Regions from separate parts of the Homo sapiens genome. Here region 1 is linked to region 2. The links are chromatin loops, found by intact Hi-C in ENCODE. Cell type or tissue: endothelial cell of umbilical vein. All regions are shown on one strand. Links, peaks and the distances in the headings refer to the core of each region. The heading gives the core; the rest is flanking DNA. Region 1 overlaps LOC124900637 (a long non-coding RNA gene). Region 2 has its middle 75 kb from the start of TARS1-DT.

Region 1 (15,963 bases), core at 5,994-10,993, 87 kb before region 2:
GAATCTGAACTAAAATTGGATGGTCAGAGAAAAAGAGTAAAAGTGGTTATGTATAGTTACCTTTGACAACTGGAGTCACTCATTCTCTCTTCAAATTCTCAGAGAACTGGTATGTGTTACTAATAACTAAATATTTGTTTCTCAAAATATGTGGAAAAAGTAGATAAGAGAAATATACACAAGAAAACACACTGTTTCATACTGAGTGGATAATCATTTTTACAATGTCAATGCTCAAGATTTCTTTTAGGAAAATTTTATGTGAATTCTTATTTTTGTTTAGTTTCATGTCTCTCTCAGTGTTTTTTCTGAAGCACAGCAGACTAACTGGCTGGAACAAAGCAAGGATGGGCCCATTGTTCCCATCACTTCAAAAGTTTCCCTGTGCAGAGTGCTGAATAGTTAATACCTCCAGAGAAAACTAATCAGAAGCACAGCTGTTCAACAGGAATGAGAGGTTATGGAAAGCAGAGGCTCAGGAATGACAGCAGCCAGAAAATTATGGATGATTTTCCAATAGAGTACTGCTTGAAAGTGGGCCAGGAACATTTGGTGTACTGGTCAAGTGAATGCCTCATGTTTCTTGTGACATTAGGTCCCCACAAAGATGTAACGACATTGATGAAGACTGGATGTGGAGGTACTGGTTTGTCACTACAGAACTAAGTGATGATAAAAAGTAAAGCTAGATATCACTACATTTGATATCTCCCATTTGTAAGAAACAAGTAACAGGGATCCTGGAGGCTTAACTAAGAGCAAAAATGTAACACTAAAACATGAATCTTTAAGCTAACAACATTTACACTTCTCCCCCTACCCCATCCAAATCAGAACTTTGTGGCCCACACGTTATTGGGCATAATGGGGATGGGCCTGGGAGAATGACCCACGACCATCTGGCCAAACACAGCTGCAGAAAACAAGCCTCATCATCTGGAAAAAGCTGTGATGGACAGAGAATTGGAAGGGCTGCCAAGAGAAATGGTGGATTCCTCACTAGAAACACTAGAAACACTCGGTATGGGGCCACTCCAACACAGGACAGGCTTTTCCAGTGATGACTGATGCAGGTTGTCCTTTAGGACCTGTCTCTCACGTTACAGTGGGGAAGATGAACCATTAGAGTCATATAATTACTTCCATAGACTTTTTTGGAAATTCAGGTTTTCTGACACAAAATTGGCCTCACACAGCTCCTGTGAATGTCAACACAATTCAAATGCTGGAAAGTGGAGAGCAGTCAGTACAAATAAGTTCTGTTGCTTAAATTCAGCCCTGTCCTCATTTAACATCAGGTCAGCATCAAATGATCTCTGATTTCCTTTCCAGACAAACTGTATAGTTTCCTTTTTCATCAATTTCAAGTAGAGGTAAAAAAGACCACCAAAACTCGGGAGGCTGAGGCAGGATAATCGCTTGAACCAGGGGGTCAGGGGTTGCAGTGAGCCAAGATCGTGCCACTGCACTCCAGCCTGGTGATGGAGCTAGACTCCGTCTCAAAAACAAAACAAAACAAAAAACCCCACTAAAAACAAAAATGTCATCATCACCCTAGCCAAGAGCAAGTGTGAAAAATAGTACACAATCACTTCAAGGTCTTCACAGGAAGCCGAGTGCCTGTGCCTTCTGCTAGTGTTTTAAGAAAAGAAAACTGATAACAAACACCATTTGCCAAGACAAAGGCATAATTTTCTTTGTCAAGATTTTGTCTGGAGTGAAGAATATGAAGGGAAAAAAACCTAAACATGTGGCATAGGTTCTACACAAATGTATCTGAAAAGGAACCTTCTACCACATGCAAAGGAGAGTCTGGTTAGAGGGTGAGAAGCTGCAGTTCTGAGTTTTGGATCTGGGAATGAAGTGCTAGTGCGAGTTGACACCTGTGAAGGTAAGAACAGACTGGAAGAGAACTAAGTAAGGAGAGCAAAAAGTGAAAAGTCCTGGCCAAGACTTTCATTCATTCAAGAAGTTTTACAATACCCATACATCAATTCAATTCAGTTCAAAACAATGATTGGCCATCTACTACAAGTCAAGCACATGCTAAGCACAGTTGAGGGTACAAAGTGAAATAACACGTGATATATCTAAAAAATGTATAGTCTCAGAAAGAAAACTGGTACGTTTTTATGAGTGAAGAGATAGTCCAACTCACTATTCACTTTAGAGGGACTTGAACAAAATGGCATACTAAAAGGGCAGAATTTAGAGTCACCAGACCTGGATTCAAACCCCGACTGTAGCAGTTATAAGATTTTGGGTAATTCACTCAACATTTCTGGCCTTACTTTTCTCACTTGTTAAATAGGAATGATATTTTGCTTGCCTATAGAATGGGTTGAAATGAAGGTGTGTGAGAACTGCAAAGCTCAGACACATGGTTGCTCATAATGGTATCTCACCTAACTACCATCTATTCTAACTCTACTGTGCTGCACCTCACATCCCCAAACACCTCCCAGTCTGCCCACCCTTTCCTTTGCCTATGTAGCCCTCTTACTTGTCTTTCCAGAACTCACATCTTAGGTTAGCTCCACCTGGTAGCTCTCCCTGACCCAAACCTCACCCTTAGAAAAAGATATAGTACACACCCTAATCATATCATTAACAAACTACATTGTAATTCTGTGCTTACTTCCAACTCATTGGATTATGAGCTCCGAGATGGCAGAAACCATGTCTCATGCCTCTTTAAATCCCAATTTAAATCTTTAAATCCCAAGGATTTTCCTTGTAGTGGTGATGGATTTATTCTTTACCCAGTCTTCTTTATAACCAGTAGTACATAGCCAGGTTAGGAATAAAGTTTGTGACCATAAAAGAGGATGAACAACTACCCTCGCACAGCTCTCCTCAGGTCATTAATGGTATGTGCTAATTTCAGTACAACCCAGATAATACACAAGTATGAGGGTCATTATGAATTCATCTAATAAATTGACCACAGGAAGGTACCTAAGAGGTTTGCCTTACTTATTAAAAATACTTCTTTATTTACAACATAAGTAGTATTAATCTCAGCAAGCAAAAACCATAAGAGGATTCATGAAGAGAAAGCTGATGAAAAAGAAGTTCAATCATGTTCCTAATGACATACACAGCTTCCTAAGAACACACCATTGAGTGGTAAGTCCCCTTCTAGATCCTAGGATTAGGGTTCACATTAAGTGAACCAAGTATTGACCAAAATTGAAGATTTTCCTTGTACTTCAGTTTCATCTTTAAATTCTCCTCTTCAGCAGAAAGATACTTGTAGAAAGAATTTCAAATAGGAGGTAAATAGACATACAACGCAAGCCTTGACTTGTTGCTGAGCACAGTAAAACAAGCTGCAGTCTCCCCCAGGGCTATTAAAACTAAATGCTTGAAAGTAGCACAATAAATGTACAATTTAATATAGTATAAATTTGCTTTATATTATAGAACTAGAACCTTGAAAATTCATTGCAATTAATAACCAATTTTTATGGAAAGTTAAAATTACATTTGTCTCTCCAATTTTAAATGCAAATATTTCAAATAATGCTTGGAAACTGGCAAATGGGTCATTTATAAAGTTACTAGTTTTTAGCTGATGTGTCTGCTTCTTGATCAGTAGACTTGACTTCAGTGAAAAGCAGCTAATACACAATAATCTGTTAAAAGACCAATGGCCTACCTCTTTATAGCTGAATGAATGCTACAGAGAGCAGGTTATTTCCACTTGCTTTCATCTCCTTAGTGAATGCAGAATCTGAAATAGGTGTTTGAATACACAGGGTTTGGTTGACCAGGGCCACATTTTGAGGGCAGGGCTATCTGAATGAGAATATGATCATTCTATAGTTATAAGAAGTACAAACTATCTTATAAAAATATAATATTTCATATGGAATTGGACATCAGAAGAGACATTAATCATTACAGAGTACTCAAAAGTCAAGTTTAGCATAAAAATTATTACTCTATATTTTCAGCTCTTGGCAATTTGAAGCCTTATTTTAAAGGATCTTTTAATGTTAAAGAGGTCTTTCCAGACCATACGTCTGAAAATGAAAATAAAATATCCAAACGTACTCTATCAGATTTTACTTTTTGGTAGACAGACATTGGAAATAAATTTATAAACAGAAAAATGTGCTAGCTATAATAAATAAAAAATTGGAAAAAGTAGTTCTTTCCATCTCTCTCTCTTTTTTTAAACAAAGGCTGCCTATAAACTCCACATCCTTCCCCAAATATACTTTGGCACTGCTAGGGAAAGCATTTCTGGTATGTAACAAATCACAACCAATTGTTCTGTTATGGAATAAAAAAAGTCAATATTTTGCTGTCATTGCTAAAAATTCTACAATAAAAGCAGCCTTTCACTACCCACAAGCTAATACTTTCTAGCAAAAAGAATTTGTTTATTATACTATTTGTTCCCTCTTAAGAGGGAACAAAAGCATCCTAAATTTGTTTCCCAAAATAAAAATAGAAAGATGGAGCTTCTTTGATATTAGCTCATGAACAAACTAAAACACAGAGGACAGAAATAAATCAATAAATCTATTCTATAAAAAATTTCTTAATAAAATATAAAATTCTGGTTATGCAAAGATGCTATCATTGGGGGAAGTTGGTAAATGGTGCACAAGAATACTCTACTATTTTTGTAACTTTTAGTGAATCTAAAATTATTTCAAAACAAATGCTAAAAAAGCAGAGTTACCATTTCACCTATCCTGGCCTGTATCCTATATATGAAAGTACTGAGTGAGTAGAAAAGTCTTTTGCCATTCATCATTGCAAATGCCCACCTAGAACACTAAGGTTTAGAGTTTATACATTTAGAATGCTATAGTCCACGTAGCCTCTGAATAGAGGAAGCAGTACCACAATGAATAACAGACATAACAATACTTTTAGTCACTTGCCAAAGAAAAGACGCTTGCCAAAGAAAAGACTCTAACTGGAGTGAGCTCTGACAGAATTATTAGTCATCCTCAGAAATTCCATCAGCACAATCACTATGGATAATAAATAATCATCTCAGGGTCAGTCAGAAGAAACATATAGAATCTCAGGAATAAAAAAATTGCATATTGCCTGTAATCCCAGCACTTTGAGAGGCCGAAGAGGGTGGATCACCTGAGGTCAGGAGTTCGAGACCAGCCTGGCCAATATGGTGAAACCCCGTCTCTACTAAAAATACAAAAAATTAGCAGGCCATGGTGGCAGGTGCCTGTAATCCCAGCTACTAGGGAAGCTGAGGCAGGAGAATCGCGTGAACTCCAGAGGCGGAGGTTGCAGTGAGCCAAGATCACGCCATTGCATTCCAGCTTGGGCAACAAGAGCAAAACTCCGTCAAAAAAAAAAAGAATTGCATCTTACCCATGGGGCAGATCTAAACCGCTATTGTTCACCCATATTCGTGCACTAGTATATTCAGTGAAATTTTGAGCTATGTACAAAACTGAGCAAACACAAGGTGTATATATATATATAATATAACATAATATATTATATATATTATATTTATGTTATATAATATATAAATATATTATATATATAACATAAATATAATATATATATTATATTTATATTATATATTATATATATTTATATATAATGTGTGTATATACATATATATATATACACACATAAAAATTATATCTGTTTGGGACAGAAAAAATAGTAAATGTGCTTATCCTAGGAGCTTTAAGTTCTTTTCTAACAAATCTGAAGGTGAGCTACAATTTTCTATTCTTCTTTTTCTATTCTTCTATTCTTCCCTCACTGTTTACAAATGAAAGTAATTCACAGCTACCCTGCACCCTGAGCTCTGTATATTTTCTTTTTTTAAAAAAAAAAAGTCAGCGTCCCTATAGGAAACAGATGGCACACTGAAGGCAGAAGAGTTTGAGGATGCTTTATTTATAACAAGATGTATACAATGTGTGGAAGGATGTGAGGGGAGAGGCAGTAAGTAGGTCACTTGAAGGCTCACAACGCCCAAGGATCTGTTAATACTCCTAAGCACAGTGGAAGGGGAGTGAGGTGACCGTAACCCAAGAGGAAACTCGTCATGTCAGATGGTCACCTTTGAAAGAGAGACAGCCACTGAAAGTAAACTCAGGAAAAATGCCCAGAAATATGAGCAAGGCTCCCACTGACCAAAAGCATCCAGAAGCTAGAGGCACCAGAGTCTGACTAGTCTATACCTATCAAGTTTCTAGGGGCCAAAGCGGGGTGAAGCAGGTATGAATAAAAAGAGACAGATCTGGAGAGGTGACTCCAACCTAGCCAGTACACCTTTGACACCTTATGAACAGTGTGCTAAACTCATTCTTGTTTTCATGGTAGCAGAAATGAAAATAATAATGTAAATCATCAAATATGAAAAAATACAGAATGTAATATCTACTATAGACATTCAAAATACATTTGTAATCTCTGATACTTGTGTAAGATAACCTCCAAGTGTTAGTGTGATTTTGGGAAAACATTTTAACTTTAACCTAAATAAAGCCAATTAGTGAAGATATACCTGATTTTATAAATACAGTTGTGCATTGCTTAATGACAGGGAAATGTTCTGAGAAATGCTTCATTAGGCAATTTCATCACTGTACAAACATCATAGAGTGACTTCACAAACCTGGATGGTACAGCCTGCTACACACCTAGGCTATAAGGTGTGAACTATTGCTCCTAGGCTATAAACCTACACAGCATGTTACTGTACTGAATATTGTGGGCAACTATAACATTATGGTAAGTATTTGTGTATCAAAACATACCTAAATATAGAAAAAACACAGTGAAACTATCTTTTAAAAGATAAAAAATGGTACACCTGTATAGGGCACTTACCATGAATGGAGCTTGCAGGACTGGAAGCTGGTCTGGGTGGGTCAGTGAATAAGTAAGTGGTGAGTGAATGGGAAGGCCTAGCACATTATTGTACACTACGGTAGACTTTATAAACACTGTACACTTTTCCTACATTAAATGTTATTTTAAAAATGCTTTATTCAATAATAAATTAACCTCAGCTTACTGAAACTTTTTTACTTTATAAACTTTTTGATTTTTTTAACTTTTCGATTCTTTTGTAATAACAGCTTAAAACAAAAACACAATTGCAGAGCTACACAAAGTATTTTTTCTTCATATTATTATTCTATAAGCTTTTTTCTATTTTTAAAATAATTGTTTTTAATGTTTTAAACTTCATTTAAACTAAGACACAAACACACTGGCCTAGGCCTATGATATCAGTGTCTTCTGCCTCCACATTTTGTCCCACTGGAAGGTCTTCAGGGGGAATAACATACATGGAGCTGTTATCTCCTATGGTAACAATGCCTTCTTCTGGAGCACTCCTGAAGGACCTGCCTGAAGCTGTTTTACAGATAACTTCTTTTTATAAGTAGAAGAAGTATACTCTAAAATAATGATTAAAAGCATAGTATAATAAATCAACCAGTAACATAGTCATTTATTGTCATTATCAAGAATTATGTACCGTACATAACTGTATGTGCTGGACTTTGATATACCTGGCTGTACAGATTTGTTTATATCAGCATCACTACAAACACAGAAGTAATGTGCTGCACTATGACATGGCAACAGCTACATCATTGGGTGACAGAAATTTTTCAGATCCATTATAATTTTATGGAACCACCATAGTATATGTGGTTCACCACTGACAGAAACATCATTATGTGGTATGTGACTGTACACATATGATTGGTTGCAAAAATTAATAAATGGTTTTAAATTATCTTGCTTTTTTATTATCTCAGCCACCAAACACTGACATTACCATGAAGACTCAGTAGTTTCCTAATTATATCCTACATATTGTTTTAAAAAAACCATCCTTGTGTGTCATATTCTAAGAGGTAGGAGATAGAGAACCAGGCAAAGCGTTAAAGATGCAAGGGTGGGATTCCACATCATACATCATTCCTGTGGAGATACATCATGTTAATTAATATCGCTTTTTCCATTTACAAAAACAAACCATGCCTCTCAGATAAAGACTTGAGAAGATATGATGATATTAATTTGCTATTTCTGTCTAGTAACTGGGGCCATAGTGAGATCCCACAAATAGATTTACTCAGGACATACATCAATTAGTGTGGTCATTTTTTGAAAACACCAAGAGCTAAAAATAAATTCAAGTGCCTTCTTATTTTCTTTGAAACATTTTTCGTTTTCTCAAGATAAAATATTTGAAATAAATTAACAGAATCTAGTTTGTTGCCTAGTCCAGCATTGTCCCTCCAAAGGGAGGCTTAAAAAAATATATGCTGAATGAATGACAGTGGTATTCCCCAATTCTGAGGACTTTTAACATTTACAGTGTGTGTCCTACAACCAAGGACTTAACAATTAACTGTGTGATAGGATTAAAATACCATAGTTTTGTATCAGCTACTGTATTCTGCCATCCCAGGAATTTAACTTTCCTGTGTTTAAAAAATAGGAGGGTGGCGGGAAAAAGGGTCAAATGTCTGCTGAATACAGGAAATCCATAGCAGGCTGTAAACCAGAAAACATCAAAAGCTGCACCAGAAACTCTGGACAGATGAAAACTGTGAGACTCCATTTCTTACTACTGTTTAATGAGAAAGGCAATAAATTCAACATGAAAACCACAACTTGTACTCTCTCGTCAGGATCTCCTCAAAAATATGTGCAGAAAAGATGGTTAAAATGCTTCCAGGCTTGCCTGGGAAGAAAGAAAATATGTGTTTGGGTCATACTCAAATATAGCACCAGACATACTTGTTCCCAACACCTGGAGATGTGACCATGAGGAAACTGTCACAGTGAGGGCATCTAATTGGCATCAAACTTCAAGAAGAACTAAGACACGAAAGGAAGTCTGAATATCCTGCCAAAATACCATCGGGTGCAGAAGATTAGAGGTGGTCTGCTATGGTATGAAGTGACCTCAGGAGATTCTGGCTGATAGCAACTGATTCCCAGGGCTGAGAATTTCAGAGCCAATTAAACATTCATATGGTAGAAACCTTGGAGGTCTGACCATATCGAATATTTTCAAACTCCTAACCATATTGTGGGAAAGTCTGAGTGGAAATTAAAGAGGTGACATGACTGGACTCCCAGACAAATAAGACAAGTATGTGGCTGCCTATCAGATCAAAATGATTCCCCACATGGAAAGGATTCTCTAAGTGTGGCCAGACTTGTAAACTAGAGCCAACAATTCTCCAGTCTTACATTATAGTCAGACAAAAACAGTGTCCTAAGAAGAAAGAGCCAAAAATCTCGCTGCAACTTTTCCCCTGCCCTTGATTCTTCTTTGCTCATCAGGTGACTGGTTTTGTGTTGTGCGCCTCTCTGTGTGCTTAGTGCACAGCTGTGCATTGTATAAGAACATATAAAAGGCTTGTGCTGGTGCCTATTAGCAGCAACTTTCCTGAGAGGGACAGGGTTAGGGAAGAAAATCAGTATGAGCTTACTTTTCTGTCTCCACATCTCAGTTATTATGAAGAGATAAAATTTGATGAAATGAGGATTAGGAGCAGTGATTTTAAAATGATATCAGAAAATTGCAGCTTGAGGGTGAAATGAGAGAAATTCTATCCCTTTTGGCATAAAATGGCAAAACTGTGGATTGATTATATTTGTGTAAGTCCTTTTGTGCATCTGTTGGCAGGATGACTTCCTTCTTCCCATCACCCACTTCCCTAAGTCATTTCCCTGACACTAGCACAAAAAATAGAGATGAAAGTTTAGGGAAAATTCTTTTACTATCTAGAGATAGCTCTGATCATAGACATGACTATGCTTTAATAAGAACAGTGAATCCTGAAGCAGACAGTAATGAAAACAATCCAGGATTCCAGCTTATAATTAAGCATGCTTAAGCTTTAGTGATAATTACCATGGAGATTTTAATTCCCCTCAGCCAATTAGCTTAGTTAGTGAGTGCAAGCGAAACCGAGGTCATGGTTTTCTGTACTTTATAAACCAAATCTGGATTTGATTAATTCTGTGACTACAGGCTATACTAGCATTTTCTCAAATTGTACCAAAGACAATGGGCAAACCCACGTAGGTTAGAAAGAAAACAGTCTAAAATGCCCAAACTTATGGTCAGAAGCCTAGGTTGAGATATTGGTTTCCCCAGTGACTACTTATGCAGCCTTGGGACAACTCAATTTTTCTGAGGCTCTGTTGCTTCACCTGAGAAATGAATATTTAAAATATCTTGTCTTAAAGAACTGTTACAAAGATCAAGTGGGTCAATTATATGAAGACACCTCATAATGTATAGTCAACTACCTCCCATCCAAGTACTAACCAGGCCCGACCCTGCTTAGCTTCCAAAATGAGACAACATCGAGCGTATTCAGGGTGGTAGGTATAGCCATAGACATTCCTCCAATAACTGGTATGAAAAAATAAATTGTTATTGAGGAATCAGCTGACTTAACATTATCTTAGAGTGAAAAGTAGCACATCTAAATTTGCATAAAAGACCACTCTAATTATGTAAATACTTGTTGAACTAAAGAAAGAAAGTGATATGTCAGTAATTTCAAATAAACGATTCCTTTGCAAGTCAATTTCCTAGCCCTGTGGTTTCCAAGAGGTGTTTTCGTACAAGCCCAGGGATCTTTGAAGAAGCAGCAGCTCAGAGGAAAGAGAAAGACAAGTAAACAGAGCTCCAGAACTCTCACCCCTGACTTCAATCAGAGCACCTATTGGTATATACAAGATTTTCAAACTTGCAAACGTTTACCATAAATATTCAGCTCTCCAGATTGCTTTGTGTGTCCTAATACCCAGATCCTGCCTAGTGAATCTCTGCCGTATCCCAGCATTTCTTTGGCATACCTCTCTTAAAATTTAAGAGGAAATATTACTGATGGTATAGTTCACCAAACATCTTAAATCTCAGACAGGTATGTTGTGTCTTTGTTCTCGTTGGTTTCAACGAACATCTTTATTCCTGCCTTCATTTCGTGATGTACCCAGTAGTCATTCAGGAGCAGGTTGTTCAGTTTCCATGTAGTTGAGTGGTTTTGAGTGAGTTTCTTAATCCTGAGTTCTAGTTTGATTGCACTGTGGTCTGAGAGACAACCCCATTGTCTCAGCCCAAAATCTCCTTAAGCTGATAAGCAACTTCAGCAAAGTCTCAGGATACAAAATCAATGTACAAAAATCACAAGCATTCTTATACACCAATAACAGACAAACAGAGAGCCAAATCATGAGTGAACTCCCATTCACAATTGCTTCAAAGAGAATAAAATACCTAGGAATCCAACTTACAAGGGACGTGAAGGACCTCTTCAAGGAGAACTACAAACCACTGTTCAATGAAATAAAAGAAGATACAAAGAAATGGAAGAACATTCCATGCTCATGGGTAGGAAGAATCAATATTGTGAAAATGGCCATACTGCCCAAGGTAATTTATAGATTCAATGCCATCCCCATCAAGCTACCAATGACTTTCTTCACAGAATTGGAAAAAACTACTTTAAAGCTCATATGGAACCAAATAAGAGCCCGCATCGCCAAGTCAATCCTAAGCCAAAAGAACAAAGCTGGAGGCATCATGCTACCTGACTTCAAACTATACTACAAGCCTACAGTAACCAAAACAGCATGGTACTGGTACCAAAACAGAGATATAGATCAATGGAACAGAACAGAGCCCTCAGAAGTAACGCCGCATATCTACAACTATCTGATCTTTGACAAACCTGAGAAAAACAAGCAATGGGGAAAGGATTCCCTATTTAATAAATGGTGCTGGGAAAACTGGCTAGCTGAACGTAGAAAGCTGAAACTGGATCCCTTCCTTACACCTTATACAAAAATTAATTCAAGATGGATTAAAGACTTAAACGTTAGACCTAAAACCATAAAAACCCTAGAAGAAAACCTAGGCATTACCATTCAGGACATAGGCATGGGCAAGGACTTCATGTCTAAAACACCAAAAGCAATGGCAACAAAAGCCAAAATTGACAAATGGGATCTAATTAAACTAAACAGTTTCTGCACAGCAAAAGAAACTACCATCAGAGTGAACAGGCAACCTAACAGAATGGGAGAAAATTTTTGCAACCTACTCATCTGACAAAGGGCTAATATCCAGAATCTACAATGAACTCAAACAAATTTACAAGAAAAAAACAAACAACCCCATCAAAAAGTGGGTGAAGGACATGAACAGACACTTCTCAAAAGAAGACATTTATGCAGCCGAAAAACACGTGAAAAAATGCTCATCATCACTGGCCATCAGAGAAATGCAAATCAAAACCACAATGAGATACCATCTCACACCAGTTAGAATGGCGATCATTAAAAAGTCAGGAAACAACAGGTGCTGGAGAGGATGTGGAGAAACAGGAACACTTTTACACTGTTGGTGGGACTGTAAACTAGTTCAACCATTGTGGAAGTCAGTGTGGCGATTCCTCAGGGATCTAGAACTAGAAATACCATTTGACCCAGCCATCCCATTACTGGGTATATACCCAAAGGAATATAAATCATGCTGCTATAAAGACACATGCACACATATGTTTACTGCGGTACTATTCACAATAGCAAAGACTTGGAACCAACCCAAATGTCCAACAATGATAGACTGGATTAAGAAAATGTGGCACATATACACTATGGAATACTATGCAGCCATAAAAAATGATGAGTTCATGTCCTTTGTAGGGACATGGATGAAATTGGAAATCATCATTCTCAGTAAACTATCGCAGGGACAAAAACCAAACACTGCATGTTCTCACTCATAGGTGGGAACTGAACAATGAGAACACAAGGACACAGGAAGGGGAACATCACACTCTGGGGACTGTTGTGGGGTGGGGGGAGGGGGGAGGGATAGCATTAGGAGATATACCTAATGCTAAATGACGAGTTAATAGGTGCAGCACACCAGCATGGCACATGTATACTTATGTAACTAACCTGCACATTGTGCACATGTACCTAAAACTTAAAGTATAATTAAAAAAAAAAAAAATCTCAGACAGGTCTAAATTTGGTCACCGGAGTGAAGAATAAATACTCTGATGTCTCTAAAGACTTTACTTGGGTTGCCAAATTCTCTCTGACAGGCTCTGGAAATACAAATGGAAGGGCTTTAAGTATTATTTCCTACTTTTCCCAGTACTTCTTTCTGTATGTGCATACAGACAAGCGGGCCATCTCAGGAGGGTGACTGGAAAAGTAGCAGGAGCAGTGGACTGGGAGTCAGCTCTGGGACCAACTCATGACGTGACCTTTGACCGATCTCTAGACCTCTAGATTTAAAAAAAAAAAATTGACTGAGCATCTCCTCAGGCGTTTTTATGGCAGAAATTCTATAAGCTATGTATTAATGACTTTTATAATAAATTAAATAAAACAAATAAATTTATTTAAGGAAATTACCCTGGCATAAGTCCCTAGCTGTTGCAAGGCTTAATTTTCTCCACTACACTGTGTAGGATATAAAATATGCTAAGGCTTCATGAGCAATATAGAAACACTCTGGTGACTGGCTCTAAGATTTATCATGATGGCTGCAGCTTGCTGTGCTGGAATAACTTTCCTTGGAATGGGAAATACAATAGCTTATCATTTTCTTATAGAGTTAAGAATGGTTTTGCTTTTTGAAGAAGAAACTGACTCCGTAAGAAAACTGTAGGATAGTGTCTTGTTAAACCACATTCTTCATGCCAATAATTGAAGTTATATGGATTCAAGAATATTGTTTCTCTTTAAACTGATGCACATGATTTCATTAAAAATAAAATTTAGCATGGAAGATGTTTAAAAATACACAGATTTGCTTATTCTTCTCAAGAGCAATGAACTCAAACTCGACTCTATAATCATCATAAATAAAGATTCTGCTTTGCTATGTGCTTTATCTTGGCGCTAAGAAGAAAAACCTTCATCTATTTATATTCAGTCTGCTCCTATCTTTTTGTTTATTTAGACTTAGATACAACAGTCCTTTACTTGCTTGTCACTACCATTGCTCACAACTTTTTCTAAAAGCCAAAATGCTGTCAGAAACCCAAACTTCATCCATTCATTAATCTTTCGGCGCCACAACCTGGGAGGTCAGTATCTGGTCACTGTCTTCAGTTTCATATGATATGCAATATTTATATCACGTGGATCTGATCTAAATAGCCTAGTCTTGGAACTCAGTCTAAGAAGGTCATTTGGCTTACAAAATACTACTTGGCCTACATAATAAACACTGGTCCAGCACACAGGAACTACGCTGCCCTTTACTCATTCTTCCCAGTGCCCCAGACCTGACCATGGAAGAAAAAATAAGTAGCATTAGCTACCTATCTATATTTCAGGAAGTAACTTTTTATTCCAAAAGAACATTTCTCATTGCCTGTCACTACTCCTTTGTATCTTGCATTCTTTTGCATCTTGAAGGTTTTGGATTCTTTAGGAATTCCCCTTAAAATTGAGATGTCAGAGACAAGGTGAAGTTAAGGAGGTTGGGGTTCGGGGGTAGGTGGATTATTGTAGCAACTCAAGAGTTGAAGAACTGAAGAATCTGAAAAATGAAAGAAAGGTATATGCTGAAGGAAGGTGTGAGAAATCACCAAAAATCAACATTGCTATCTCATAATTTTGCCAAAAACCAGCCTTCCTATTATTTATCCCTGCAAAAAAAATGTGAACCAGTTTGCTTTCAGCAAACACTAAATTTCTATGTTCAAAAAGTAAGCAAAACATCTCTAAATAATAAAAATTAGTGACATATCTTACTTTATTCTGCCGACTTAGCAGTTTTCTGAGAAATCAATGAAAAGTCACTGTATTTGACCATCTTTGGAGTTTTCCTCTAAAGTGAGACAATTAATAATAAATAATAAAACGTGAATGGTGGCAGCTTCTGATCGTTCTCTTCCCGACCCAGTTTATCAGGGTGTTTCATTCAACTCTCACAGCTAGTCCATTAACCTTGTGGCATTCAAAATGGTATTTGCAGATCACTGTATTTCCAGGTACTCAATTTCCATACATTCTTTTTATTAAAGCTGATCTGCCTGAGGATATGCCTGTGGTGCTCGTTTATAATCTCTTTCTCCCTCCCACAAAAGATAGGCAAACTTTTTACCCATCCAGAATCTTACCCTAGTTTGTGGCCCACAAATGTCAAAACTTCTGGGGCACCAAACAAAGCAACATTTTCAAATATCAGTATCAGCTTTTAGAAAATGAATTATTCTGACAGGGAAGCAAAACCTTTGGAAAATATGATGGTTTCAAATTCTTTGCTTTTAGCAAAATTGAAGGAGAGCCAAAATCAACTTGTCAGCTGATAAATCATTAAAATTAATCTTGATGAAAGTTAACTTACATGAATTTTGGCATTTATTGCAAAAAAAAAAAAGAACTAAGTGAATACTGCTCTAATATCACACGGAATAACACTGCTATAACAAACTTATTCCATTCCATTCTTATCTACTTATTTGTATGAATAAGATTTATAGCATCTACGCATTTAAAAATTAACAGAAATAAAACTGATGCTAAATCCCATTTCATCCTAGCAATAAATAGTAAACATAGACACATGAATTGATTGGGAAAACACCTGACCCATCTAATAATGGTAATAAAGTATGCCTAAGAAAATTTTACTTTATGTTAACAATTATATATTATTTTAAAAATATATATTTATCTTGTACTAATCATGTAGTAATAATATTGTAATGATAATGCAATTCAGGAGAATGTTTTAAATACTTAGAGCCTTATGGTCACAGAAAATTCACTGTTTTAAGTTTTATAAGAATGGACATATGTCTTAAGAGGTATGTAATGAGTGATCCATAAAGTAAAGCAAGCATAAAACTATTTACATTATGATTTATGAAAGAAAAATGCAATGAAAATTATAGTTCCAAGAGAGATATAAAATTTCCAACTGTTAAAAAGAGC
Region 2 (15,963 bases), core at 3,721-8,720:
TCAGGGTTTTGGTCTCTGACTGTTTCAATGATTCCCTCTCCACTGATCTCATGTTCTCCCCTCCTTCCAACCGCAAGAGAGGTAAAATGCTTTCCTCATCCCCTCTGTTGTCCAGTCTCATGGGGAAGACAAAGTCATTGGGGTTGAGAATAGCCAATGAATAGGTCAAAGGCAAAGACTGAGACCTGGAGAACAGGAAAGCCTCACCAGACAGCATCAGTGATAACTGGTGGGGTTGGAGAGAGGGAGTGCAGACATAAAAGGACTCTTCCTGCTGAGAAAAATACTTAATATTAGGTATTTAAATGTAAGAACTGTCTTGCTATAATAAACGTCAGTTGGCCCCAACTTTACATTTTAGGAGTAAACTTCCCAAACTATTTTTATTTTAAAAAGACAAATGGAAATAAGCCTTGAAATAAAGATGCATAAGTTAACTAAAATGTCAAATTTCTTTGCTTTATGCTGAACTGATGAGAAATCAGCATGTTAATTTTAGTTATCTCATGATTAAGAGTTATAGACATCTCATTTAATACATAAGAAAGTGACTTCTTTATGATAAATGCAGTCTGAATTGTTTTTCTGTCTAAATTTTGAGTTTTTAGAAAACTCTTTTAAAAAGTTAGGAAAGAGAAACTGTAATTAATTAAAAGAGATTTATGAGATATAGCAACCAAATAAAATGTGTAGGCTTTGTTTGAATCCAGATTCAAACAAACTGTTAAAAAATATTTTTGAGGGGCCAGGACCAGTGGCTCATGCCTGCAGTCTCAGCTGCTTGGGAGGCCAAGACAAGAGGATTGCTTGAGCCTAGCAGTTTGAGGTTACAGTGAGCTGTGATCATGCCACCATATTCCAGCCTGGGCAACAGAGTGAGGCCCCATCTCTAAAAATATATATACATATTTTTGAGGCAATAAGAGAAATTTCAATATTAATTGCGTGTTAAATGATAAAAAGGAATTATCACTAATTTTGTTAAAAATGATGATGGCCTTGCAGTTATAAGAAAAAAAATCCTTATCAATTGGACATACATACTGAACTATTAACATATAAAATTGCGGGATGTCTGGGGATTTGCTTTTAAAATACTCTGGGCAAAATAAAAGGAGAGCAGAGAATTTAAAAGAAACAAGATTGACAAAAAGTTGATAACTGTTGAAGTTGGGCAATAGATACATGGAGACAATTACACTTTTTTAATGATTTTTATGTATAAGATTTCCATAATAAAAAAATTAGCTTTCAAAATATGTTTGCAACAACGGCATTCACAGGGAAAATAATACAAGGAAAAATGTTAGAAACTGCTCTTCATCATTTGGCACAGGGAATGTGTAAATCGAGAGATTAAAGGAGAAAGAGATCAATGACATAGAATGGTGAAAGAAGATTTCAACAAGGAGGAGCAAATGGAATTAGAACTTAAGGAATCATAATGGGAAACAATTTAAAATCAGATAAATAGATTTTGATTAGGAGAGAGATTTTCTTTAATGAAAGACAGGAATAATGACCCAAACCCCAGATCATGGTATAAGAGATCTAAATTAAGTTTATGGGAAAAATAATAATAAAGAAGTCAATAATAATAACACAACTGGCAGCAACTGAGTGCTTATCACGTGCCAGGCACTATGCAAAACACTTTACATTAGTTCATTTTCATGTTGCTGATAAAGACATAACCAAGACTGGGCAATTTACAAAAGAAAGAGGTTTAATCATCTACAGTTCCACATGGCTGGGGAGGCCTCACAATCATGGCAGGAGGCAAGGAGGAGCAAGTCACATCTTACGTGGATGACGGCAGGCAAAGAGAGAGATTGGGCAGGGAAACGCCCCCTTGTAATGCCATCAGATCTCATGAGACGTATTCACTATCATGAGAACAACACAGTAAATACTTGCCCCTATGATTCAATTACCTCCCACTGGGTCCCTCCCACAACATGCGGGAATTTAAGATGAGATCTGGTTGGGGACACAGCCAAACAGTATCATTCCACCCCTGGCCCCTCCCAAAGCTCATATCCTTACATTTCAAAGCCAATCATGCCTTCCCAACAATCCTCCAAAGTCTTAACTCATTTCAGCAGGCCAGGTGAAATGGGATTCAGGCCTGTAATCCCAACACTTTGGGAGGCCAAGGCAGGCAGATCACCTGAAGTCAGGAGTTCAAGACCAGCCTGACCAACATGGTGAAACCCTGTCTCTATTAAAAATACAAAAATTAGCCACGCATGGTGGCACATGCCTATAATCCCAGCTACTCAGGAGGCTGAGGCAGGAGAATTGCTTGGACCCAGGAGGCAGAGGATGCAGTGAGCTGAGATTGTGCCACTGCACTCCAGCCCAGGTGACAGAGTGAGACTCTGTCTCAAAAAAAAAAAAAAAAAAAATCTTAACGCATTTCAGCATTAACTCAAAAGTCCACAGTCAATCCAACATCTCATCTGAGACAAGGTAAGTCCCTTCCACCTATAAGCCTGTAAAATCAAAAGCAAGTTAGTTACTTCCTAGATACAATGAGCTACAGGCATTGGGTAAATACAGTCATTCCAAATGAAAGAAATTGGCCAAAACAAAGGGGATACAGGCCCCATGCAAGTCCAAAATCCAGCAGGGCAGTCAAACCTTAATGCTCCAAAATAATCTCCTTTGATTCCATGTCTCACATCAAGGTTACACTGAAGCAAAGGGTGGGTTCCCATGTTCTTGGGCAGCTCCACCCCTGTGGCTTTGCAGGGTACAGCCTCCCTCCCAGCTGTTTTCACAGGCTGGTGTTGAGTGTCTGCAGCTTTTCCAGGTTCATGGTGCAAGCTGTCAGTGGATCTACCATTCTGGGGTCTGGAGGATGATGGCCCTTTTCTCACAGCTCCACTAGGCAGTGCCTCAGTAGGGACTCTGTGTGGGGGCTCTCCGACCCCACATTTCCCTTCTGCACTGCCCTAGTAGAGATTCTCCATGAGAGCCCCACCCCTGCAGCAAACTTCTGCCTGGACATCCAGGAGTTTCCATATATCTTCTGAAATCTAGGCAGAAGTTCCCAAACCTCAATTCTTGACTTCTGTGCACCTGTAGGCTCGACACCACGTGGAAGTTGCCACGGCTTGGGGCTTGCACACTCTGAAGCCACAGCTCAAGCTCTATGTTGGCCTCTTTCAGCCATGGCTGGAGCAGCTGGGACACAGGACACCAAGTCTCTGCCACACACAGCACAGGAACCCTGGGCCTGGCCCACTAAACCATTTTCTCCTAGAATTGAGAATTCTGACATGTCCTGGAGACATTTTCTCCATTGTCTTGGCGATTAACGTTCAGTTCCTCGTTACTTATGCAAATTTCTGTAGCTGCTTGAATTTCTCCTCAGAAAATGGGTTTTTCTTTTCTATCACATTGTCAGGCTGCAAACTTTCCAAATTTTTATGCTCTGCTTCCTTTATAAAACTGAATGACTTTAACAGCAGCCAAGTCACCTCTTGAATGCTTTGCTGCTTAGAAATTTCTTCTGCCAGATATCCTAAATCATCTCTCTCAAGTTCAAAGTTCCACAAGGCAAGAGCAAAAATGCCACCAGTCTCTTTGCTAAAACATAACAAGAGTCACCTTTGCTCCAGTTCCCAATAAGTTCGTCATCTCCACCTGGGACCACCTCAGCCTGGACCTTATTGCTGATATTGCTATCAGGCTTTTGGTCAAAGCCATCCAACAAGTCTCTAGGAGGTTCCAAACTTTCCCACATTTTCCTGTCTTCTTCTGAGCCCTCCAAACTGTTCCAACGTCTGCCTGTTACCCAGTTCCAAAGTCACTTCCACATTTTCAGGTATCTTTCCAGCAGCGCCCTACTCTACACTCTACTGGTACCAATTTACTGTATTAGTCCATTTTCACACTGTTGATAAAGACATACCCAGGACTGGGCAATTTACAAAAGAAAGAAGTTTAATGACTTACAGTTCCACATGGCTGGGAAGGCCTCACAATCATGGCAGAAGGCAAAGAGAAGCAACTCACATCTTATGTGGATGATGGCAGGCAAAGAGAGAGATTGGGTGAGGAAACTCCCTTTATAATACTGTCAGGTCTGGTGAGACTTATTTGCTATCATAAGAACAGCATGGAAAAGACTTGCCTCCACGATTACCTCCCACCGGGTCCCTCCCACAAGATGTGGGAATTCAAGATGAGATTTGGGTCAGGACACAGCCAAGCCATATCACACTTCATACACATTTCTCATTTAAGCCTCACAACAATCCTATGAAGAATGGGCTATTACTAGCTCCCAATCCACCTCTTTCATATTTGAAGAAACTGAGCTCAGAGAGATAAAAATAACTTACTGAAAGTCACATGTTAAGAAAAGTCAAAGCTAGACTTAAATCCAGGTCTGTTTGAATCCAAACCCCGAGTCCTTAAACATCTCATTATTCTGTTCCTTGTGACATGGCACATTTTTCTACATACAAGGAAAGCATAAGGGACATTTGGGGCTATAGTTCCTAGCATTTGTGATTCCCTATTGTTGCCTGAAGTGTTTGAGGAACAATATAATAAAGAACTATGGAGAATCCCTCAGGGAAAGGTTTACAAATAATACAAGTACATGACACAAGAGAGAAAGTGAAGTACCTAGTCTCACATTTCAGCAAAGAAGCAGGAAAGAGAAAAGAGAATTCCACATTTGTCTCACACCCAGAGGTGATGAAATACCATAAAAAGGACTAGCTTAAGAAAAACTGAGAAGTATGTATGCCATGGTCACATTCCCCTGCTCTTGGAATCCATTTCTACCCTAAAGACAATCCACCTAAGTGTTCCAACTGTAGAGTCCAAGATTGTTCTACGCTCTCCTCCATGAAACATTTTTCTCAGGCAACAAATTCATATCTATTTACTTATTCTATGAGTGTGGAATAGAATGGTTGTCTAGCTTCTCCCAGGTATTTACATTTTATGCCTTAACACATTCCTACTCCGCACTTCTCTCCCAGTAGCAATCAAAACAATCCCCAACCCTCCTTGATCACGAATAAAGGGCGTGTGAACTGGAGAGCCAAGGAGTTCTTGCCTGAGCCTTGAAACGTGCATAATCCGACTAGTAAATTCCTCATGTAATGGTGTTAAGGACTTGGGACATTATCTCTCATAGTCTTGAATAAAAATTACCATGTGGAAGTTGGAGGAACTGGGCTTTTATTTTCCCACTTTTTGCTGCTAATCTGCTGTACTATCTTTGGCAAGTCGCTTAGCCTCTCTGGGCTTCAGATTCCTTATTTGTAATGGGCCAGGGCCATAATTAAGAATTGGTTTTATAGCTTATTTCTAGCTGCAGAATCCTTTCATCAAATGATCATCTTTCAGGAGAACCTACAGTGTATAACAGACAAAAAGTGAAACTACTAAGGGAGGAGGGGTGAGGGGACCCCTTCCCATGCTCCTTTATCACGTTAAGGTGCTTCACAGCTTAAACATCCCATGATTATTAGTTAACTCCCTGCAGTCTGAGAAGGAGGCAGGGTCCCAAGTGGGCCACTGCACCAGAGGACTCCCTGGCCCCCAGATGGCTGCCTTCTTTTATCAATGAGCCTCTTCCTAAAGCAAATAAGCAAAGAGAAATCCCACAGAAACCAAGTCTGACGTGAGGACTCAGGGAGTCGATGGAATACTCAACTCCATCCAGGCAAACTAAAACACACTCCAAGGAAGAGATAAGGTTTACGAAAAGGAAACTAACACAATCACTTAAAAGAATTTCAACACTAAACCACTTGAGCCAGGCCACCGGGAGGCTGCAAAACATCAAGGTCAGCCCTGAAAGAAAAGATTTCACAGGGACCCATGACTTGATTTTCCTCTTTTGTTTCTCATTGCCCTGGGGTCAACCTCTTTGAGGTCACTAAGTGCAGGAAGTGTCAGTGGCAGAGTACATAGGAATTTCTCCTGGCTCTGAGTCTTGCAGGACCTCAGCACACTGGAAAGACAGTTACAGGAGGAATGACTATAAATGAATAAATCTGGAATTCTGAATATACCAGACAAAAGCAGCTAACTCAAGAGGGTCACCAGATGAAAAACAAAACAACTTATTTTTGAATTTCAGAAAAACAACAAGTTTCAGCTATATTTGAATTTCAGATAAACGACAAATGTTTTTAGCATATGTCCCAAATATGATGTACTTTTAAAAAATCATTTATTTGTCTGAAATTCAAATTTAATTGAGCATCCCATATTTTAATTTACTAAACTTGGCAACTTTATCCTCATTTTTTTTTAAGAGACAGGGTCTCACCCTGTCACCCAGGCTGGAGCGCAGTGGTGAAATCATAGCTCACTGAACCTCAAACTCCTGGCCTCAAACCTCCCAGATTGCTGGGATTAGAGGCGTAAGCCACAGTTCCTGGCCCAAATTATTTCTTTTAAACTGTTCCTTGGAAATGGTTTTTACAAGATGAGGAACATTCCTTCCACTAGCCTCTATGGAGTTAAAGCTTCAGCCTTGATTTAATGACTTACTGCACACACACACACACGCACACACTCCAAAAACAAAAACCAAAACCCTAACTTGCACAACTCCTATTCTGTGAAGACATTGTCTCACTCCAGAATGGGTCTTCCCAGGCTTCAAGATCCACCAAAGAGAATGGACTTCCAAAAAATTATTTTACTAAGGTACATAAGAAGAAAGCACCTTTTCAAAAATTCATTTTGGCATCAAGAATGTATGCTTTTTCCATGGTGGTTTGGGAATCATTACTTTAGAGATTTCATGACAAAGAGATGAGGCTAATTTATTATTAGTGTTGGTAAAGTTTAGTGAAAACTGAATTCTAAGAGAAAGATTGGAAAAGAAAACCAAAATAAGGACTAGTACTAAAATAAAGAATTGACCACATTTTTTAAGGAAGTTCAAAGAAAATATTTGCAGAATACTTAAAGTGCCTCCATGGATGGAGCCTTGTGGGAACAGCATTTGAAAACACTTGCTGGCTATTCTTTAGGCCTTTGCTAGCAGTGCATTTCTGCGATTCTAGTTACTCTTTAGTAGAATGTCTCCATATTTAACCCAGGCTATGGAGAGAAAGGACATGGTTCTCTGGATGCCTACTCAATCTCAGAAAGCACAGGCCAGTAAGCCTCAACCAGGCTGAGTTCACTAGAGCCCCTTCTGACCTTGAAGAGTTCCTCCCTACAATGTAAATAACCCCATGTTTTCTCTTCTTGCATAAAAAAAAAGTATACACAGACAAATCTTCAAGCACCAATTTCCTCACTGAGATCATGCCCCTATTACAACGGAAGTGTTTTGCTGAGAGCTATTCATAGTAATTTCCGTTGGTAGTGATATACCCTCTGTTTCTGGTAAGTGCAAGGAAATCCACCAGCCTCTTCCTAGCAACCCCTTACTACTCACATAAGAAAGTGACCTACAGAAATAGGGATGGCCACCCATAAGGTAAGAAGGTGGGTCAAGAGTCCAAGAAATAGGAAGAAGCTGGGGTGATTTTGCTTTATTCTCCTGTAACCTCATCACCACATTTTTGTGTATGAGAAGCGAAGTAGAAAGGCACCCCATGGTCTCCTTCTGCCTTCACAACAATCTAAATCCTCCCTCTTCAGGCAGAGGGGATTTTAAATTAAAAGAGGCTTAAGGGTCACAACAACCAAATAAAACGAGTAGACCATTTTTGGCTCTAATTTAGCATAACACCAAAAAAGAAACGTTAAGACAGTCAGAGAAATATGAACTTGGTATTAAATAAGTAATATTCAAGAATTATTATTAGTTTTGTTAGGTGTGACTGTTATAAAATTGTCCTTTTTTTAGATGCATGCTAGAGTATTTAAGGGTGAGAAACGCCATTCGTCTACTTCAAAGAGTATGTTAGAAATTTTTTGTAGTTTTTATTTTATAAAAAAGAAGAGAGGTAGAAAATGAGTATGGCAAAATGTTGAAAGTCACTGAAGCTCATCTCTAAAATGGAAATACAGTTCACTCTTGAACAACGTGGGTTTGAACTGCACAGGTCCACTTACACACGGAGTTTCTTCTGCCTCTGCCATTCCCGATATGGCAAGACCAACCCCTACTCTTCTTCCTCCTCAGCCTACTCAACATGAAGACAACAAGGGTGAAGACCTGTATGATGATCCACTTCCACTTAATAAATAGTAGATATATTTCCTCTTCCTTGTGATTTTCTTAATAACATTTTCTTTTCTCTGGCTTACTATATTGTAATATTACAGTATATAATACATATAATATACAAAATATGTGTTAATCAACTGTTTATGTTAAATCGGTAAGGCTTCCAGTCAATAGTAGGCTATTAGTAGTTAAGTTTTTGAGGTGTCAAAATTTATATATGGATTTCAACCACACAGGTCAGCGGCCCCAACCCCTGTGTTGTTCAGCGGTCAACTGTAGTAAGATTTACCTTGTTGGACCGTTATTAAGATTAATGAGTTCATAAATGTATTTAGAGTAGTGCCTGACATATAGTAATCATTCAATAAATGTTAGCCATTATCATCGTTAAATAATTTCTGAAAGCATGAAGGTACTCTACAACATCATCTAGTCCAACTCCTTTATTTAGTAGAAGAAACACTTAAGGTAAAAAATGTTTTGTTTTGTTTTAAATGTCACAATGTTAGGTAAGTCAGAGCAGGTTCGAATTCAGCTTTCCCAGAACCCAGGCCAAAGGCCCTTTCCCTACACTTTACTCACTTTAAGATATATTCAATATTGAATTGAGTCAGTGTCTACCATGCTTTCTGCTCAGTACTAAGTAAAATACTAGGTCTTTTAAATAATGTAACATCTAGTTGAGATATAGTAATAATACTGGATTTTGTATAGTGGCTTTCACTTTTCAAAGTGCTTCTAACAAGTTCAAGGACAGGAAAAACATCTGTGGTGATGGAATAGTTGTTGCCTCAGGGTGGGAAGGATTGATTGAAAGGGGATATGAAATGGACATGTGGGAAGTTTCTGGGATGATATCTTAATTGGAGTGTTGGTTACATAGATGTACAGGCATACCTTGGAGATACTGCAAGTTCAGTTCCAGATCAGTGGAATAAAATGAATGTTGTAGTAAAGTGAGTCACATAAATTTTTTTGTTTCCTAGTATATATAAAAGTTATCTGTCGGGTGCAGTGGCTCACATCTGTAATCCCAGCACTTGGGGAGGCCAAGGTGAGCAGACCACCTGAGGTCGGGAGCTCGAGACCAGCCTGACCAACATGGAGAAACCCCATCTCAACTAAAAATACAAAAATTAGCTGGGCGTGGTGGCATATACCTGTAATCCCAGCTACTCAGGAGGCTGAGGCAGGAGAATCGCTTGAACCCAGAAGGCGGAGGTTGTGGTGAGCCAAGATCGTGCCACTGCACTCCAGCCTGGGCAACAAGAGTGAAATTCCATCTCAAAAAAAAAAAAAAAAAGTTATGTTTACACTACACTGTAGTCCATTAAGTGTGCAATGGCATTATGTCTAAAAAACAATCTGCATGCCTTAATCTTAAAATGCTGAATTGGTCAGGCACGGTGGCTCACGCCTGTAATCCCAGCACTTTGGGAGGCCAAGGCGGGCAGATCATCTGAGGTCAGGAGTTTAAGAACAGCCTGGTCAACATGGTGAAACTCCATCTCTACTAAAAATATAAAAATTAGCCAGGCTTGGTGGTGCATACCTGTAGTCCCAGCTATTTGGGAGGCTGTGGCAGGAGACTCGCTTGAACACGGGAGGCAGAGGTTGCACTGAGCCGAGATTGTGCCATTGCACTCCAGCCTGGGCGACAAGAGCAGACTCCATCTCAAAAAAAAAAAAAAATGCTGTATTGCTTAAAAAATGCTAATGATCATCTGAGTTGTACTCTTTTGGCTGTTAGAAGGTCTTGCCTTGATGTTGGTGACTGCTAACTGATCAGGTTGCTGATCAGCTGGGTGGCTTTGGCAATTTTTTAAAATAGGATGACAATGAAGTGTGCCATATGAGTTGACTCTTGAGAGAATCTCTGGAGCATGTGATGCTGTTTGATAGCATTTTACTCACAGTAGAATTTCTTTCAAAATTGGAGACGGTCCTCTCAAACCCTGCCACTCTTTCACTAAGTTTATGTAACACCCTAAATCCTATGTTGTCATTTCAACAATGTTCATAGCGTCTTCACCAGGAGTAGTTTCCATCTCAGAAACCACTTCCTTTGCTCATCCATAACAAGCAACTTCCTCCCCTGAAGTTGTAAATCCCTCAAGTCATCTACAAGGGTTGGAACCAACTTCTTCCAAATGCCTATTAACGTTGTTATTTAGGCCTTCTCCCATGAGTCACTAATGTTCTTGATGGCAGCTAGAACGGTGACTCCCTTCCAGAAGGTTTTCAATTTACCTTGTCTAGATCCATCAGATAAATCACTATCTATGACAGCTATAGCCTTATGAAATGTGTTTCTTAAATAATGAGTCTTGAGAATCAAAACTACTCCTTGATCCATGGTTGCAGAATGAATGTTGAGTTACCAAGTATGAAGACAACATTAATCTCCTTGTGTATCTTCATCAGAGCTCTTGGGTGACCAGGTGCATTGTCAATGAGAAGTAATATTTTGAAAGAAATGTTTTCTTCTGAGCAGTAACTTTCAGCAGTGGGCTTAAAATATTCAGTAACCATGCTGTAAACAGATGTGCTGTCATCTAGGCTTTGTTGTTCTATTCATAGAGCACAGGCAAAATAGATTTAGCCTTAGGATTTTCAGAATGGTAAATGAGCATTGGCTTCAACTTCAAGTCACCAGCTGTATTAGCCCCTAACAAGAGAGTTAGCCTGTCCTTTGAAACTTTGCAGCCAGGCGGTGACTTCTCTCTAGCTATGAAAGTCCTAGATGGCACCTTCTTCCAATATGAGGCTGTTTCACCTACATTGAAAATGTAGTTTAGCCACCCTCAACAATGATCTTAGCTAGATCTTCTGGATAACTTGCTGAAGCACGTACATTAGCACTTGCTGCTTCAACTTGCATTTCTATTTTATAAAAAATGGCTTCTTAAACCTCTGAATCAACCTCTGCTACCTTCCAACTTTCCTTCTGAAGCTTCTTTACTTCTCTCAAATTTCATAGACTTGAAGAGAGTTAGGGATTTGCTCTGGATTAGGCTTTGGCTTAAGGAAATGTGTGGCTGGTTTCATCTTCTATCCAGACCACTCAACCTTTCTCCATATCAGCAAGAAGGTTATTTTGCTTTCTTATCATTCATGCGTTCACCGGAGTAGCACTTTAAATTTCCTTCAAGAACTTTTCCTTTGCATTCACAACTTGGCTAACTGTTTGGTGCAAGAAGCCTGGCTTTTAACCTGTTTCAGCTTTCAATATGCCTTCCTCACAAAGCTTAGTAATTTCTAGTTTTTTATTTAAAGTTAGAGACATGCAATTCTTCCTTTCATGTGAACACTTAGAGGCCATTGTAGGGTTATTAATTGGCCTAATTTCAACATTGCTGTCTCTCAAGGAATAGGGAGGCCTGAGGAGAGGGAGAGAGAAAGGAAACAGTCAGTCAGTGGGGCAGTCAGAACCCACACATTTATTAAGTTTGCTATTTTATAGGGGCATGGTTTGTGGCACCCCAAAACAATTACAATAATAATATCAATGATCACTGATTATGGATCGCCATGACAGACATAATAATCATTAAAAAGTTTAAAATATTGCAAGAATTACCAAAATGTGATACAGAGACATGAAGTGAGCACATGCTATTGGAAAAGTGGCACCACAGACTTCCTTGATGCAGGGTTGTCACAAACCCTCAATTTGTAAAAAACACAGTATCTTCAATGCACAATAAAATGAGGTATTCCTATGTACATTCTCTAAAATTCATCAAATTGTACACTTAAGATCTATGCATTCAATCGTTTGTAAATATTACCTCAAATTTAAAAAAAGCTACTTCTACATACATATATTTCTCTGGTTTCTCAACACTGTTAACTACAGCACATAGATATTTCTTAAGAGTTGAGAAAATTGAAAGTTCTAAGAGGGCATGTTCACTGATACATGGCAAAGCTAATGCTAGAAGTAGGTCTCTTGATTTCTCGTCCAACATGACTTCAAATACAAGAGTAAACTGAGACAACATAAAGCACAAATATTACTGAAAAAAGAGAGGAGGCAACAGAAGAATTGCTAGCCTTGTTTGAAGAAAATATGGAGGAGATAGAGAGCATCACAGGACAGAAGGCTATGTGGGTGAAGTGGGAGTTATCCAAGTCCATTGCTAATATGCTCTGACTTACTTAATGCAGGTGGCATCTGCTCCTCTCTGCCAAAATGTCTCAAGCTATTGAGAGCAAGAACCATATTGTTCTGACTCTTTAATCAGGTCCCATAGCAACGGCATGCAGTAAACTCCAGGCATAAATACTGTCACTTCAGCTTTTCCTCTGGGTCATCAAATTCTGCTTCTTTATCACTTCTCTCAACCCCTTCCCAATGAGGAAGGGACACTGTTAAGTCTCCCTTGGATAAAATCTGAGCCACTTGACTCTACTTTTCCTAATGGCAGATGCCTTGAAACCAGGAGAAGCATAAAAAACTTTGGGCTTTCTGTGGGATAGGGTGAGTGTTTAGTGATTAAAATAAAAGTCCATTGTGCTTTATTCTTCCCTCCAGATCTTATCAACATGGAAAATAATGCCCTTTACACAATGGCAAGGAAAAGTACAATGTGGTCTTTAATCTGTCCTTCATGTAAACACATGAGCCATTCGGCACCAAGTAAGCAAAGAGCAGTTTTATTAAGTGGGCAAGGGGGTGGGGGGTGCGGGGGGGATCCTGTCACTTTCACACAATGCATCAGAGCTGGGCTGTGTAATGTCACTATAGTCTTAAGGTAGAACTACCCACTAAGGAGTTCTAAACTGCTCCTGTTTTTATTGGCTTGGATAGCCTGTGGTTTAACTGCACGTAGCTGAGTGACTCAGTAGAGTTCATTGACGTACACTACCCTCATTATCTACAATGCACTAGCTTTTAGGACTGGAAGGTTCCTTAAAGATCCAGGGTGTGGGGAGTGGCAGATGGAGTGGGGAAGGGTCAAAGGTGAGGAGTGGTCCAGTTTCACTACAGATCTGTCAGAGCTTGTGACCTGCATCTTTCCTGTGGATCTTAATATACCATTGAGTCTTTGATTATTTCCTGTTCTGTTAGTCTCTAATTGCTCCATCCGTGGTGGCTTTGCTTGCCTAACTACATCAAAAGCTCCCAGGAGGAGATCTTATTATAGTGCTAGGCCACAGCAGACAGTAACTACATGCCTTTCTCACAATTCTCATGTCTGGCACCTACTATGTGCCAGACAATGGATTCTTACAATTACCCTATGAGAGAGGCACTATAATCCTCACCTTACAAATAAGAAAGCCAAGGCTAACAAACTAGGACATGGCAGAGCTAAGATTCTATCTCACGTCTAACTTAAAATCCCATGGACTTTTCATTAATCCATTTCATTAATCATGACATTTCCATTATAAGAAAACTTTTTGTAGCTACCATTACCTATGTAACTCTCAAACTTTAGTAACTGCTTCCTATTACATTAAATTAAAACTTTCCAAGCTACCTTTTTGCATTATTTATCTTAGCCATTCTTTAAAAATTAGGAATTGTCGGCCGAGTGTGGTGGTTCATGCTTGTAATCCCAGCACTTTGGGAGGCCGAGGCTGGTGGATCACCAAGTCAGGAGTTTGAGACCAGCCTGGCCAACACAGTGAAATCCCGTCTCTACTAAAAATACAAAAATTAGCTGGGCGTGGTGGCAGGCACCTATAATCCCAGCTACTTAGGAGGCTGAGGAAGGAGAATTATTTGAACCCAGGAGGTGGAGGTTGCAGTGAGCCGAGATGGCGCCACTGCACTCCAGCCTGGGTGACAGAGCTAGACTCCATTTCAAAAAAAAAAAAAAAAAGGGAATTGTCCCAATGACCAATGGTTGGGATTTTTTACTTGTCCTGCTGGATCCATTTTCTCCATTTTTCACCCAGCTCTGTCCCCTGAAAGTCCAGGCCTTTATGAACATCATTCAGTTCTCTTCCCTCTGGATTTCACTTGGGTTTAGCCAATGGGAGGCACTGGATGGAGGTCAAGGAAGGGAAGAGAGTGATGATGATGACAATGTTTTTTCTTGATTTTATAATTCTGACATGACTAGACACTGCAGAGCTTCATTGGCTTGGCTGGGATCCTCTACAATGGCCACAGCACCTATCCTGTGGTTGTCTTCTAGAACCATGGCTATTCTCTTTAAGGCCAAACTTCTCCCTTCAGTTGCCCATTCAGTTTTAGGGGTACCAACTTCTAACTCACTGTTGCAAACCCCAGGGTGCTTCACCATTCCTTGTTACTTTCCCTTATAACCAAGTTACAACTATGTAAATAGTCCCTAGGTTGAACTTTCCTTGTTCAAAGTGGAAATTGTTCCATTTGATGATCTCACTTATTTCCCGCAGGGACTCAGATTGCTACAACCTGAGCTCTGAAATCTGTTTTAAATCACTGATGAAATGTAAAATGTCTTTTCTGTATACATTTACACATTAATTCCACAAATATGTATTGAGCAACTATTGTGTGCCACATACTGGGGAGCAGATGTGGCCACTGCTCTCCTAGAGCACATAATATAGTAGGGTAGATAGATATAAATGGGTAATCATACACACTAATGAAAAACTACAATTGTGCCATGCGCTTTGAAGGAAATGCACATGGCCCATTGAGAGCTTATGATGGGAGTCAATCTAGTCAGGGAGATCAGAAAAGGCTGGTATGAAAAAGAAAAACTTGAACAGATATCAAAAGGACAAACAGTTGTTTATTGGGCATAGAAGGAAAGAAAGATCATTCCAGGCAGAAACGAATGGTTGATAAAAGCCAGTACACAGGAACAGAGAAAGCAGGAGGGCACTTGAGGAAAAATGAAGCTGAAGAGGCTTTGTAGACCATATTAAAAATCTGTCTTTTTTTTTTTAGATGGACTTCCGCTCTTTTGCCCAGGCTGGAGTGAAGAGGCACAATCTTGGCTCACTGCAACCTCTGCCTCCCAGGTTCAAGCAATTCTCCTGCCTCAGCCTCCCAAGTAGCTGAGATTACAGGCACCCGCCACCATGCCTGACTAATTTTGTATTTTTAGTAGAAACGGGGTTTTGCCGTGTTGGCCAGGTTGGTCTAGAACTCTTGACCTCAGGTAATACACCCTCCTCGGCCTCCCAAAGTTTTATGATTACAGGCGTGAGCCACCACGCCTGGCCTAAAAATCTGTCTTTATCTTCTAGTTGCAATGTGAAGATTGAATTGGAAGGCCAGAGTGAATAAACATAGACCAGATGGGAATTTATTACTGGAGTAGACAAAGTGAAAAGTGATCAGATGATTGTGGAGAAGATGGAAAGAAACTGACAGTTTTGTCCCTCCCTGGGCGATGTGCCTCTCCCTTATTCTTTATGTGTATTATACAATTGTCTTAGGACAATGAATGCCCAACAAATGGGAAAATGCTGTCTTCTCATAGTGGGATGGGAGTCAAGAAACACTACTCGGCCAAGTGTGGTGATTCATGTCTGTAGTCCCAGCACTTCGGGAGGCCAAGGCCAGCGGATCACTTGAGGTCACAAGTTCAAGACCAGCCTGGCCAACATGGTGAAACTCCATCTCTACTAAAAATACAAAAATTAGCCATGGCACATACCTGTAATCTGAGCTACTCAGGAGGCTGACACAGGAGAACTGCTTGAGCCCAGGAGGTGGAGGTTGCTGTGCCACTGCACTCCAGCCTAGGCAACAGAGCAAGACTGTGTCTCAAAAAAAAAAAAATAAAAATGAAAGAAAGAAACATTACTCTAGATCTAAAAAAGAGGAAGAAACTCAATGA

What was found. Hi-C counts contacts between places; a loop is a spot of excess contacts. Peaks named below come from ENCODE experiments on the same cell type or tissue, not always from the same donor. Only the 100,000 strongest peaks of a DNase experiment are listed, where the experiment ranks them.
Region 1: it touches region 2 in a loop (4-fold over the local background); 1 of 110 quality-filtered maps calls a loop at or near these places.

The regions. Positions count from the first base shown.
Region 1 is chr5:33,267,562-33,283,524 of GRCh38, forward strand. All of the region lies in intron 1 of LOC124900637 (a long non-coding RNA gene), which reads right to left. Among named protein-coding and RNA genes, the nearest start is that of LINC02160, 46 kb to the left of the region's middle. In endothelial cell of umbilical vein, for the core only: no CTCF peak of the experiment used is centred there; DNase peaks (open chromatin) are centred at 8,600 and 8,870; H3K27ac peaks cover 995 bases.
Region 2 is chr5:33,357,290-33,373,252 of GRCh38, forward strand. No RefSeq gene overlaps it. Among named protein-coding and RNA genes, the nearest start is that of TARS1-DT, 75 kb to the right of the region's middle. RefSeq lists an enhancer at 5,464-6,127. In endothelial cell of umbilical vein, for the core only: no CTCF peak of the experiment used is centred there; DNase peaks (open chromatin) are centred at 5,772 and 7,282; H3K27ac peaks cover 2,694 bases.